3 separate regions of the Homo sapiens genome follow, and all the other regions are linked to region 2. The links are chromatin contacts, found by Hi-C in ENCODE. All regions are on one chromosome and are shown on one strand. The core of a region is the stretch at or near the end of the contact, and the rest is flanking DNA. Distances in the headings are between cores, read along the strand shown.

Region 1 (4,011 bases), core at 1,350-3,849, 4.6 Mb after region 2:
TGGCCTAACTGAAGGCCTCGAGTATCAGATAAGGCCCTAAATACTCTAGTATTTCAAAAATTACACTGTCCCTGCCCAGAGAAAATTCACACTCAAGCAAGGTAAGCAATGTATTTCTTAAGAAACTAAAAATATAAGGCAAGTGCTAAAATATGACGTTTCAATAAATCAAAATATTTGACATGGATATAATAATGATCACATTCAATGCATTTTAACTTTCACAAGTTCAATAATACAAGAGGCTGAAGCTTCCCAAAACAGGAAGTGAAAAAAACAGTGCTTTTGAGAAAAGGCAATGAACTGGAATTATTAGAGTTCAAATGCCCAGAATTTCATTTAATCTTATTTATGAAGGTGGGATATTAAAGTTTGATTGCATTTATCCTACAAAAATGTTTAATAAATGCTTAGAAAAGGTATTTTGCCCAAATACCCAAATCACTTTTGATGTTACTCTCACTTCCTCTTTTAGAAACCATCATAACCATTTCCTTTAAACCACAATACCACAGGTCTAGTAACTTTTATAATATTTGACTTGTTCATTTTTGGACAAAATTCATATAGGAATCAATTTCCAAGTTTTTTAAGCAGCACAATCTCCCCGAACAGTTCAGGTCAATGCAACCTCTAAGTAATACTATTTAAAACTGAATTATTCCTAACCTATATAAATTTATAACCTAGGCTCCTTGGTAAATGCAGAGGGGCTTCTTTGTCATGACACTGAGCTCCTGCCACATAAAAGGTAACAAACTGAGTAAGCATGTTGCAGTTACTCTCCAGATAGCACTGGGTTTAGAGTAATAAAGCCTTGCAATTAGGTGAGCAACCAGACTTTGTCCTTATCCAAAATTTATCATCATTAAACCAGGACACTCTTTAGAATTAGTGTCTACATCAAATTGTAAAAAATAAATCAATTTTACACTCAAACGCTTGGAAATGAATTTCCAAAGAAAAAAAAAAAAACCTTTCTTCAGAAGCCCTCTCAACCTACAATCTATTGCTATGATTAAACTAAACGGTAACATTCACGATATATTAAAAAGCCAACAAATAGTTATGAAGGTATGACATCAAAGACACATTGGAAACTCGATGGATCTAAATTTTCCAAATATCTCTTTTTCTCTTTATCAAATTGTTTAAAACTTACCAACCTTGCCTTAAGGGGAGAGATTTTGTTGTTTTGTCCTACGATAATGAATGTAATTATTTGTTCTATCTTTACATGGACTTTTCTAAACTTCCAGTGGTCTTCCACTCCTTACTGTACTGAGGACATGTAAAAGCCTTTAAATGGGCCTATTAGCTATAGTTGCTCAAATTATCAGACTATGCTATAAATCAGCAGCAATTGCAACATTTTTACGGTTTTTATTTTGTACAGACACCGAACTTTAAGAAATGGTATTGGAAAATCTAACATGAGGAGGAGTACAGGGGAAAGAGTAGAAGGTTGTTATTCCAGTTCTAGTGACTCACAGCCTAGAAGTATTTCAGAAAATTGGTTCCACCCTCACTTCCCCCTCCTCTCCACCTTCAAAATGAAATAATCCCAAATCGTCAACACACTCTCAATGGCTTTTTATTTAGCAATCTAAAATAAAGTGGCAAAGTGGAGGGGATACGGGATTCATCCAATCAGCCCTTCTCTACCCACATTCCCACACCAAAAAATGGGGATGTGGGGTGTAATCCCTGTTCACTGCTGCCATCTCCGTAAGAATATGGAACACTCAAGTTTTCCTACCCACCTAGAATTTCGCCCACCCACCACCCTCCCTTTCCTATGGGCCCCATCATGGGGGCGGGGGCGCCGAGGAGGGGACAGCTCCCGGCTCCCAGCGGCGCCCCCACCCCGTGCGAGGCCCAGCGCCCGATCCCGCCGCCGGGAGCCGGGAAATGGCTTCTCTGCCTTCGGCCGGCCGGCGAACCACAGGGAGAGGCGCCCGGGACTCCGCATTAGGCCGCGGCGCATCCAGGCGACCCCGGGCCGGGCCTCGGGCGGCGACGCCGAGATTTCTACACCCGGCGCCTCCTGCCGCCCCCACCCCACGGCCTCCCTTGCCCTTCATCCCTCCCGGGCCCGCCCGCCTCCGCCGCGGCCTCCCCGGCCCGTGCGCACCTTCTTGATGTTGTAGAGGCGGGTGAGCATGCCGACGCCCCGGTCGTTGAGGATGGTGAGCTTCTCCGCCAGCTTCTGCTGACTGGGCTGCAGCACTGAGCGCGACATGGTGGTGCTGGTGCCGCCGCCGCCGCCGGCCGCCTCGCGCCCAGTCACGGGCCCGCGGCCTTCGCAGCAGCCTCTCTCGGGCCTCCTCCCCTCCCGCCCGCGACCTCCGCCTTAGGAGAGCGCGCCCATGGCCCTCGCGCCCCAATCCCGCGCCGGCGACAGAGCGAGCCGCGGCGGACTCCTCGGAGCCCCTTCTCCCGCAGCAGCCCGCGCCCCGGCAGCCTCCTGCCTTCCGCCCGCCGCCCTTCCGCCCCCACCCCCGGCGCTCTCCGCCCCAGCCCCCAACGAGCCGCCTTCCCCGGCTGCTCCACTAGGTGTGGCGGCGGCGGCGGCGGCGGCGGCGTCTCCGGCGGCTGAGAACGAGGCCGCTTCCCGCAGCCCCGGACGGGCCCTCGGTCACCTGATCGGCAGCGCCGGCGCCCCCGCGAGGCCGGACGGGGAACTGCGGCCGACGGGCCCTCGGCATGGCCTCGCCGCCGCCGCTCTGGCCCTGGCCCTGGCCCGGACCGCCCACTACGCCTGATGCCGGGATGGGAGTCCCAAGCGGGGACTGAGTGGGGTCGCGTTGTGTGCTCTTTCCACTTCGCCCCACACCCCACTCCTTCAAGTTCCCAAAAGTTGCTTTTCCGCACCACCCTTCTAAAGAAACCGGCAGAAACTCTGCTGGGAGGCGGGGTGTTTTCCAGGCGAGTTTCGCTTAAGAGTGGGCTGGTGGCTCCAAGCGCTTTTTCCTCCCACTGCTTGACAGGCGCTCGCCGCAGAACACAGCAGATGTTGTGCTCCGCGAGGTGGGGATCGCCTCTGCCAGCCTCCCCAGCCCATCCTCAGTCTCCCCGCCTGGAACCAGTTTGTGAGAGAGGAGGTCGGAAGTGAGGGTAACTCAAGTCCTTGAGATAATCACAATCTAGACTTTGTCGGCGAGGAGCACCCATCCGGAGGAGACGCAGTAGGTCCTGGCATGTGGAAGGCAAAAAATAAATGTTTGTTCAATGCCTAAAGGAACCGCTCCCATTTTTTTACAGCCTCCACCCTAAATCCCACTTCTTCTTGGAAACATTCTTCTTTGCCATCTCATTTTTCCTGATCAATTTCTTCTTAGCGACACTCCAAGGCTACTCCCTTGTCAAATGTATTAGACATGATTCCAAAAGTGAACTAACTGAGGACTTACGTAATTGAGGTGAGAAACTTCAGCCAAGAGGACTCAGGCCTCTAATATTTTTGGCTTTGCCTTTTCTCGATATGTTAATTTTTTATATTATATTCATTAATTTTAAGTCAGTAACAAAATGTCCCGCCACATTCAATAAGACATTCTAAGAGTAATAAGCCATCACTGGATTTATCAAAACTCTTTAAGAAAAGGAAATTGTAATGAATAGCTTTAAAATATTTTTTAAAGCTACTATATCTACTATTCGTAAAGAAATCTTCATTTTAATATTCCAACAAGAAAGAAGGAGTGGACTGAATGGATTTAATCTAAGGGGCATTTAAAAGAGTCCTGTTCCCACCAAAAGAAGTCATAATCATACCTGCCAGTGTGCCTGAAATTCTATATACAAAGCTGCAGTACCTTGAATGAATGCTTTGTACCTAGAGAGTCTTAAGAATACAAACACTTCAGAGAGATCATCTGTCGAGCTATTACTAGTCATTAACTGGTCAAGGAATTTAATTTATCTGGTTACTTCTCAGCCTGATAGTTAACATTTTAATTTAGAGGAGGCAAGGTTGTGGGGCCTGGAATAGTAAGGGCAGACCTGAGA
Region 2 (3,952 bases), core at 1,416-3,915:
GTGCAGGCTGTAGCGGAGGTTGCAGTGAGCCAAGATCATGCCACTGCACTCTAGCCTGGGTGACAGAGTGAGACCCTGTCTCAAAAAAAAAAGAATGAACACTGGTTGTAATGTGACAAAAGGACATCACAAGACTAGAAGGTAAACGTGTAGCTACAAGACTGCAGCTACAATCCAAGTGAGAGATGATGGTGGCCTAGGCAGTAGCAATGGCCAGAAGAGAGAAGCCGACAGATTCAATGGATAGTTAGTGGATTATTAAACGCCAATGGATAGAGTTTAATAACAGACTGGACAAGAGGGAGAAAGACGGGAAGTAGTTAGGAAGACAAAAGCCTACATTTCTACTGAACTAGGTGATTGTGGAGCCTTTACATAGAAAGGGAATGCAAGAAGAATGGGTTTGAGGGAAAAGATGGATTCAGTTTGGGACAATGAGAGGCTTGAGGGGCCTCTGTGTCATCCAGGCAAAGATGCTCAGCAAGCACAGACTGATACACTATTCTGTAACTGGGCTTGGGATGTAGACAGACATTTCAGAATATTAGTCTTTAGACAGTATCAGAAGCCATGGAGGCAGATAAGCTTGCACAGGAAGCCATGGTAGTGTGAGAAGAGGGCGTAGGCAGAACGGTTGCCATAGGTTGTTAATTTGGGGTCTAAAACACATTGAGAGGGAAAAACCCTCCCTTTTCTTGAATTCTTCCTATCTAGAAATAGACTAGCTAAAGTAAGTAATGCAGTGTTGACTCTATGGTTCCCATGGGGACCCTTCCGGCCAGCACCTACAATCTAACTGCCTCACACAAAAAGTTTTAAACTTTTCTTAAAGTGGCATCAATTAAAATAAAAGACTCCAAACTTCCAGGGACACAAACAAATGCTGTCTTCAGATTTTCCAGATGGTAGAACTTGAGCCTTCCTACTAAATTTTTTTCTTGGCATTCTTCCAAATTAAATTTAGCATCCAATGTTTTCTGTGTTTGCAATTAAATAGATACATAAGAAAAATAATGTCCACATTTACAAATGAGCAACTTTAGTTATCATTTGCTCAAGCTCACAGACCAAAAGAAAGCATGAACTTTAAAATTTCATTGCTTTGTGACTTCATTGCTATACGCATGTTACTTATAATCTCTCTGAACCTGTTTCTTCTTGTTTAAAAAGTGGATAATATACAAAATATCTGTTCAGTTTCAAAAACTAGAAGTTATTATGTAATATATGAGGACCTTCTCCCCTTCCTCATTTTGTTTGGATACAGAATCAAAAGTAGCACAATGGACCTAAAGTGCCAAATGAGTCCATACAGAGAGGAGAGACGCTCAGAAAATTCTGGGGTCATGCCTCCTGGCATCCGCTATAATCTATGAAACTTCACAGTACCTACTGACCCAGCTATGACTGCTCCAAGAACCTTTCCTGCTTCCCTCTAATTCTAAGAAGAACCCTAGGAGGATCCTAGGGTATGAGAAGAGCCATGCAGGATCCAGCCATCCGGCTGGGTAACTTTTTAGTTTCTAAGCTTCCTTGGTATGTGGGGAAGAGAAAATTAGGAAGAGAATCAGATGCAGCTGAAAAGCCCTAACGACCTGAGATGAGAGGTCTCAGTTTCAGAGCCTGTTCCTCACAGCTGTCTGGCAAAAAGAGAACTTTTCCGAACTGAAAAGCAACACCAAGTATTGACTGCCAACCCACTCGGTCATCCAGGTTAACTGTGTATACAGACCTGTGCAGGTTATGTCACCAACGGTTACTCTGAAGGTGAAAGTGGGCACGTGTATTTGCACATCAGATCTTTCACATTCATAAACTGGGATGTTCTTGGTCTTCATGCCGTATTCGTGTAATACCTGAATCGGTGTTTTCCCTGGCTTAGCTGTTATCATCTTCCCCAAACTGCAAAAACCACAAAAAGGTGTGCTTTGCATGCCAAATTGGAGATTGAAGCAGAAGCGTAGAGGCCAGTTTTAACCGCCACCGACGGTGACGAGGGAGGCGCCGAGTTCCCCGGAGGCCAGGGCCAGAGCTGGCGAGGCTGGGGCGCACCTGTCTTCCGGCCCCGCTGCGGCAGTCACTCCGCAGGAGCAGGCGGGGTGAGCGAGGTCTTTAGAGAGAGCACTTGAATGCGGGTAGGAGAGATTCTCAACAGAACAGGGCTGGCAGCAGCGCCGCAGCCTCTCAGGGAAAACCTGACGATCCCTTCCCGGGCGCGCCGACCGAGCGTCACCTCCGCCCGCCCCGCGCGCCGCCAGGGACCACGAGAGGGGCGGGGCCCGGCCGCAGACCCCAACCCTCGCCGCCGAGAGGGCGGGGCCGAGCACCCACAGCCGCGGAGGCGTGGGCGCCGGGCACGGCTTTACCCAGAATGCCTCTGGAGGGCCGGCTCCCCGCGCCCCGGCCCTGCCGCCCAACGCTCCCGGCCCTGGGGCCCTGACTGCCCGCACGCTGACCTGAAGGTCCCACTGTCCTCGCGCTCCAGCGGCGGGGCCTCGGCGCGGTGCCTGCTCTGGGACATGGCGAGAAGGGACGGCTCAGCGGCTGGAGGAAGAGCGGTGCGGAGCGACGTGCTCGCTCCCCGGGTCGCTGGTCCCCGGGAGGAGCTCCAGCGCCGCCACCTCCTCCGACTCCCCCGCCTCCTGCTTGCGTTGCTCCAGCGAGGGGGCAGGCAGGGTGGGGGCGGAGCCTTGGTGCCGTAGCTCCGGCTACGCCCCCTCGCTGCTCCTCTGCGGGCCTCCGTCCCGGCCCAACTCCGCCCCTGTCCCTTCCAGGGTCCGCCCCCTTCCCGCCCGGCTCCGCCCCGCTCCCGCGTGGGCACAGGCATTGGGCTCCCGGGGGTTCTCCGCGCCCGCCCCTGCCGGCCCTGACCAGCCTGTAGTAACTGGCCCCTAGGCCGCAGTTCTTTGTCCTTAGCAGGAGGCCGTTTCTTGCCGGGAGAGAGGGATTAGAGGGATTGTCCGGCGTGGGTCTAGGGTCGTTGAGGCCTAAAGTTAAGCCTTTGTGGGGAGGACGGATTGGGGGCTGGGTCACTTTAAGAAAAAGATTCTAAAATTACGAAGGCAGAATTCCAGGGAGTCTCCCGGGCCTGGTCCTGAAGCTTGAGACCCCGGATATATACGCTCCAGGGGGCTGCGGTGCGCTCTTCGGGTCCCCGAGCCCTGTGTTTAGGAACACGCGGGGACGTCCAAACACCCGCTCCTCTCCCGCCGGGCGGGCTCCTTTGTCTTCTGGGCTTTCGTCGCGAGATGGAACGCTGGGTCAGTGCATCCCAGCAAAACACGTTAGGAGTAAACGAAGGCCTTTCCGGGGACCTGGGTAGTCGGTTGTAATGGCGTTTGCCTGGGATGCAGCACCTTTGGTGGGCCATTAGATGACGTGTCGCTTCTCCAGGGGCTTGCTAGGCACTAGCAGAAATGCTCCCCTGTGCTTACTCGGTGTTATGGAAGATTGCTTGCACAATGCTATTCGTACGAAAGGATATTATTAAAAGTGATTTATGGGCGGGCGCGGTGGCTCACGCCTGTAATCCCAGCACTTTAGGAGGCCGAGGCTGGCGGATCGCCTGAAGTAAGCAGTTCGAGACCAGCCTGGCCAACATGGTGAAACCCTGTCTCTACTAAAAATACAAAAATTAGCCGGGCGTGGTGGCATGCGCCTGTAATCCCAGCTACTCGGGAGGCTAAAGCAGGAGAATCGCTTGAACCCGGGAGGCAAATGTTGCAGTGAGCCGAGATCGCGCCACTGCACTCCAGCCTGGGCGACAGAGTCAGACTCCCTCTCAAAAAAAAAAAAAAAAAAAAAAGCGATTTGTTGTTTTGTTAGCATGTAAGCCCTGGATGCTTGAAACAAGTGAAAGATGTTCAGAATCTAATCAAATTATATCATCTGATGCTTTAATTAGAGCCTATTCTCTCTTCCTCTCCGTCTATATATGTATGTATATAGATTA
Region 3 (4,283 bases), core at 1,067-3,566, 4.1 Mb before region 2:
ACCTTAAAACCTACTGGACTTTTTATAAGCTTGGGAAACTGAAAACAAACAAGGAAAAAAAGAACCTACTGGACTTTAATAAACCCAACATGCCTAATTTTACAATTAGAATTTTCTTTCTTTCTTTTTAAATATAGATGGGGTCTCACTTTGTTGCCTATGCTGGTCTTGAATTCCTGGCCTCTCAAAGTGCTGGAATTATAGGTATGAGCCACCATACCTGGCCCTTAAAATTTTCATGGTGGAACTCTTTTGCACTCTTTGATCAAACTCCTTTGTTTCTTCCACTTCTATTAAAAAAAAAAAAAAACTTTACTGGAGTATGACATATAAAAAGCTGTACATATTTAATGTATACAACCTGAGTTTGGTGACAAGTATATCCCTGTGAAACCATCATCACAATCTACACTATAAACATATCCATCACCTCCAAAAGTTTCCTCCTACCCTAATAAATTTTTCTATTTATCTTCATTTAATATAGTTCCTTTATCCTTAGTTAATAAAGAATGCTAGAGGTCACCCCCTCTCCCCATAAAGTGTTAACTATCTAGAAAGGTCTGCTAATCAAAAACATTTCATTCTTCTCCTCTATCCTGGGAAAAGTATAAAACAGATCAAAGAGGCCAACAATATTTGGTACATTTTACATAACACTTTACACAGATGAGAAGAATGTAGGTTCTAAGCCTATAACTGCTTTACTGAATTTCTCATAGCGGACTTGCAAAAGTTATTCTCTGTGGATTTCTTTTTTCTTGTAAGAAAGCTGATACATTGAAATTTATAAAGCGAAATGTCAAAAGTTCCAGTAAAAAATTATGATTTCTCAGGTATATTTGTCTCTAAATATAAACAGCAAATAAGCAAGCACCTGAATTCCATCTAATCTCTTCATTCTTGTAAAAATAGTAACAGCTGACCCCCTAAGTATGCAGAGAAAGGAAATGTCTGTGTTTGGTGTCAAAAGTTATTGAGCCAACCAAATACAAGAAACCTCTCCCTCCCACAGTTGCAACCACACAAACACAAACTGGTGCAGTGGAAAAAAAATCACTGGGTTAATCAGGTGTTCCAGATCCTAGTTCTGGTACAACATTTAACTAGCTGTGTAACTCTTGGCAAATTTGTTTCCTCATTTATAAAATGAGGAGATGGGGCTGGATGATTACCAAAGAGCTTTCAAGGTGTATCTGTGTTATTAAAATTTCATGGGGGAGTTATTAAGAAAAAATGTTTAATAAGACTCCTTAGGAAGGTAACAGTGAAAAAAAAGTTGAGAATCACTGGTCTAGAAGTGAGAGTATATAGCAGTATCTCATCACCTCAACTCGTTCTAAAAACAAATAAAAGCTTAGTTATTTTCACAAGTTTCTATGTAGGGGCAATCAACATTTTATTGAGCACCTCCTCTCTGTAGTGGACACAGTGATAGATGCCTACGTTGTTTCAAATCCTTTATCTTCACTATTTCACTTAATCCTCACAATTAAGTCAATCATCCTTAATTTACAGATTAGAAGACTGAGGGTCAGATATTACAAATATTTTGTGCAAGGTCTTAAGGCTAAAAGTGACTGCTCGAATAACTAGAATCCAGGTTTGACTCCAAAGCTGATTCTTTCTACTTCACTCTTTTGCTTTTCATTACTATGATATTCACCAAAGTATTACAACTGGTAGACCTGTAATTATGTAAAACACTAAACTTCAACGAGTTTAGTCATCAAAAAGACACTAGATTATTAGGTAATTTTTTTAAAGATCTATCTTAAGTAAACGGGGAGGCTTCTTTGTACAGAAAAGTAGAGTTCAGAAGCCGTGATCCCTGGGATCCGAAAAGACAAAAAACCAGAATCAGCTGAAGGAAGTACTGAGGAATTTTGACATTAGTCTTCGCATATTATGGATTTGCATTCTGGCCGACAAAGATTCTCTAGGCCACCGGTCTCCTCGCTGTTGCAGAATAAACGCTGAGGACCCGCTGCGTCAGCGAGCTGCTCAGCAGAGAAAGGCGAGACCACCAGGGCTTTAGGCCTAGAGAAGCGGAGGCTGTCCTAGGGATCTCAGAGACACCATCACTTTCACTTCCAGCAGCCTCTGGGAAGGCGGTCCCTGTGGGCCTAATCCCTCCCCGGGTCTGTTTACTCACTTTTTTGATATTGGATTTGGAGGCAGGATGAAAGTCTTTCTTGCACATGAAGTTGGCGAAGGATTTCCCCATCTTGGAACTGGAACTAGGGAAAGCAGGGGCTAGATCTGTTAGCAACGTAAACAAACTCAGCCGCCTAACCGGAACTGCGTTTCCAGCAGCAAGGGGGAACTTCCGAGATCAAAGGTGACAGCTTCCGGCAACTGATGCCTCCACTGGCCACTCCTCCCTCCGTCCACCTGTCACTTCGGGTAGCTGGGAGGCCAGGTGAGGGGCGCGCACGGGGGAGGGGCGTGCATAGTTGAGACAGAAACCCGGAAGACCCAACTGTGGCGCGGCACTGCTTGACCGAGGGGCTCCGGAGCCCAGCTGCACCGGCTGCGGTTTGAGCGCCCAGGGCCGGGGTGCGGGGTGGACCGCGGCGGCCCTTCGACCAAAGGTGCTTGAAGCTCGAGCCCATTACTTTCTGTGGACTCTGACTCGAGCTGCAAAAGCTTTTCTGCACTGTTTTTCTCATCTATGTTATGAAGATAATAATTCCGGCCCTAACCGTAGTATGCTTGCGAGAATCCAACAATATGATGTTTCTGAAAGCGCCGGCTGAACTAAGAGCGCGTGAAATAGAATGACAGACAGCTCTGCAAGAACGGAGGCCCTGTCTATTTTGTACCCAGCTGTACGGTACTGGCGCCGAAAGACGTTCAATAAATACTTATTGAATGACGAATACGCGTTAGGAGTTGGTAAAATCTCTCAAGGCTTCACCTCCTCAGTGGGCTAGGTGCAATTCTAACCAGGGGGCAAGTTTCCTTAGCTTTCCCTACGACCCCAGTTAGGCAGCTCAGGTTACTATTGCAGCTTGATGGCCCTTGGGACTCCAGGTTTTTGAGTGGACGTGGCTGCTACTGCAGCAGGTGATCCACCAACCAAGTTCTCTATCAGGGTAATGTTAAGAATAAACCTTGGCCGGGCGCGGTAGCTCACGCCTGTAATCCCAGCACTTTGGGAGGCCAAGGTGGGTGGATCACCTGAGGTCAGGAGTTCAAGACCAGCCTGGCCAACATGGTGAAACCCCGTCTCTACTAAAAACACGAAAAATTAGCCGGGTGTGGTGGCACGCGCCTGTAATCCCAGCTACTCGGGAGGTTGAGGCAGGAGAATCACTTGAACGCGGGAGGCGGAGGTTGCAGTGAGCCAAGACTGCTCCATTGCACTCCAGCCCGGGCAACAAGAGTTAAACTCCATCAAAAAAAAAAAACAAAAAACGAATAAGCCTTTATGAGAAATTTTCTCTCCTACCAAATAATAACAATAACAGCTTTCATGTGAGTATCTACTATGTTCTATGCACTGTGCAAAACACTTTACGTGTTGCCTTATTAAGTTCTCATAACAGCCCATCAAATAGTGTCTTATTTTTCTGATGAGGCAGAAGGCATAGGTAAGAGAGAGATTAAATAGTCTGCCAAAGTTATATAGTGATAGAACTAACTATAAAACACAAATAGAAGGAGATCCAGGACATAAGAGTTGAAATACAGAAAGAAAATAACAGAAGCCATCAAGACATCAGACTTCTCGTCACTGAGGAGAAGAGGAAAACCCTTAAGAGTTTCAGTCTGAAGTTTTTATTTAGTCATTTTCTTTTCTTTTTAAGGAAACATTTATTATATTTAAATTTTGTTTTTAAGTTGCTAGCATCTGCCTGTGTAAAGCCATTTTAAGGTTTTGCCATTATTAAAGGAAAGAAGGAAACTCTGTAAAACAATGTGTCTGTTCTGGCAGCAAAATAAGGACCTTTAGGTGTTCTATTATAAGTGAAGATCTAAGATTTTCCAAGTTACAACTGAAGAGGTAATCTAGATATTAAAGTATATAATTGCGATTTATAAATTAAATATGTGAACTTTCTCCTAGAAATATCAGCAATTTGGAATTATATTGACATATTTTTGTCTGAATCAATGAGTCTGTTTCAAAATTTCAGTCTCATCAGAATTATAATGTGTATTATTTCCCAGCTCAAATAAGACCCCTTCTTCCTTCCTTTGAGGAAGTACTGGGCACGTAAGATTTTTTTCCATAAGACAAGTTCCAGCAAAGAGAATATAAAGATTAGTAAGACATA

What was found. Hi-C counts contacts between places; a loop is a spot of excess contacts on that map. Pooled maps may share reads with other maps.
Region 1: a loop to region 2 is called in a pooled map, with 7 times the contacts of the local background. The contact joins the promoter of NCKAP1 here to the promoter of PRKRA in region 2. A Hi-C loop is called at or near these places in 6 of 50 pooled maps.
Region 3: a loop to region 2 is called in a pooled map, with 11 times the contacts of the local background. The contact joins the promoter of CIRSR here to the promoter of PRKRA in region 2. A Hi-C loop is called at or near these places in 6 of 50 pooled maps.

Annotation. Positions count from the first base shown.
Region 1 is chr2:183,035,858-183,039,868 of GRCh38, forward strand. It overlaps NCKAP1 (NCK associated protein 1), which reads right to left and starts at 2,600. Exons shown (of 31, transcript NM_013436.5): 1 at 2,135-2,600. The coding sequence starts at 2,242. RefSeq lists silencers at 2,020-2,139, 2,200-2,789, 2,522-3,173.
Region 2 is chr2:178,448,510-178,452,461 of GRCh38, forward strand. PRKRA (protein activator of interferon induced protein kinase EIF2AK2) reads right to left here and starts at 2,666. Exons shown (of 8, transcript NM_003690.5): 1 at 2,457-2,666; 2 at 1,733-1,902. The coding sequence starts at 2,521. PJVK (pejvakin) reads left to right here and starts at 2,869. Exons shown (of 7, transcript NM_001042702.5): 1 at 2,869-3,260. RefSeq lists an enhancer at 1,822-2,396 and a silencer at 2,159-2,938.
Region 3 is chr2:174,393,396-174,397,678 of GRCh38, forward strand. It overlaps CIRSR (corepressor of RBPJ and splicing regulator), which reads right to left and starts at 2,317. Exons shown (of 10, transcript NM_004882.4): 1 at 2,156-2,317. The coding sequence starts at 2,227. SCRN3 (secernin 3) reads left to right here and starts at 2,335. Exons shown (of 8, transcript NM_024583.5): 1 at 2,335-2,422. RefSeq lists enhancers at 2,216-2,265, 2,763-3,263.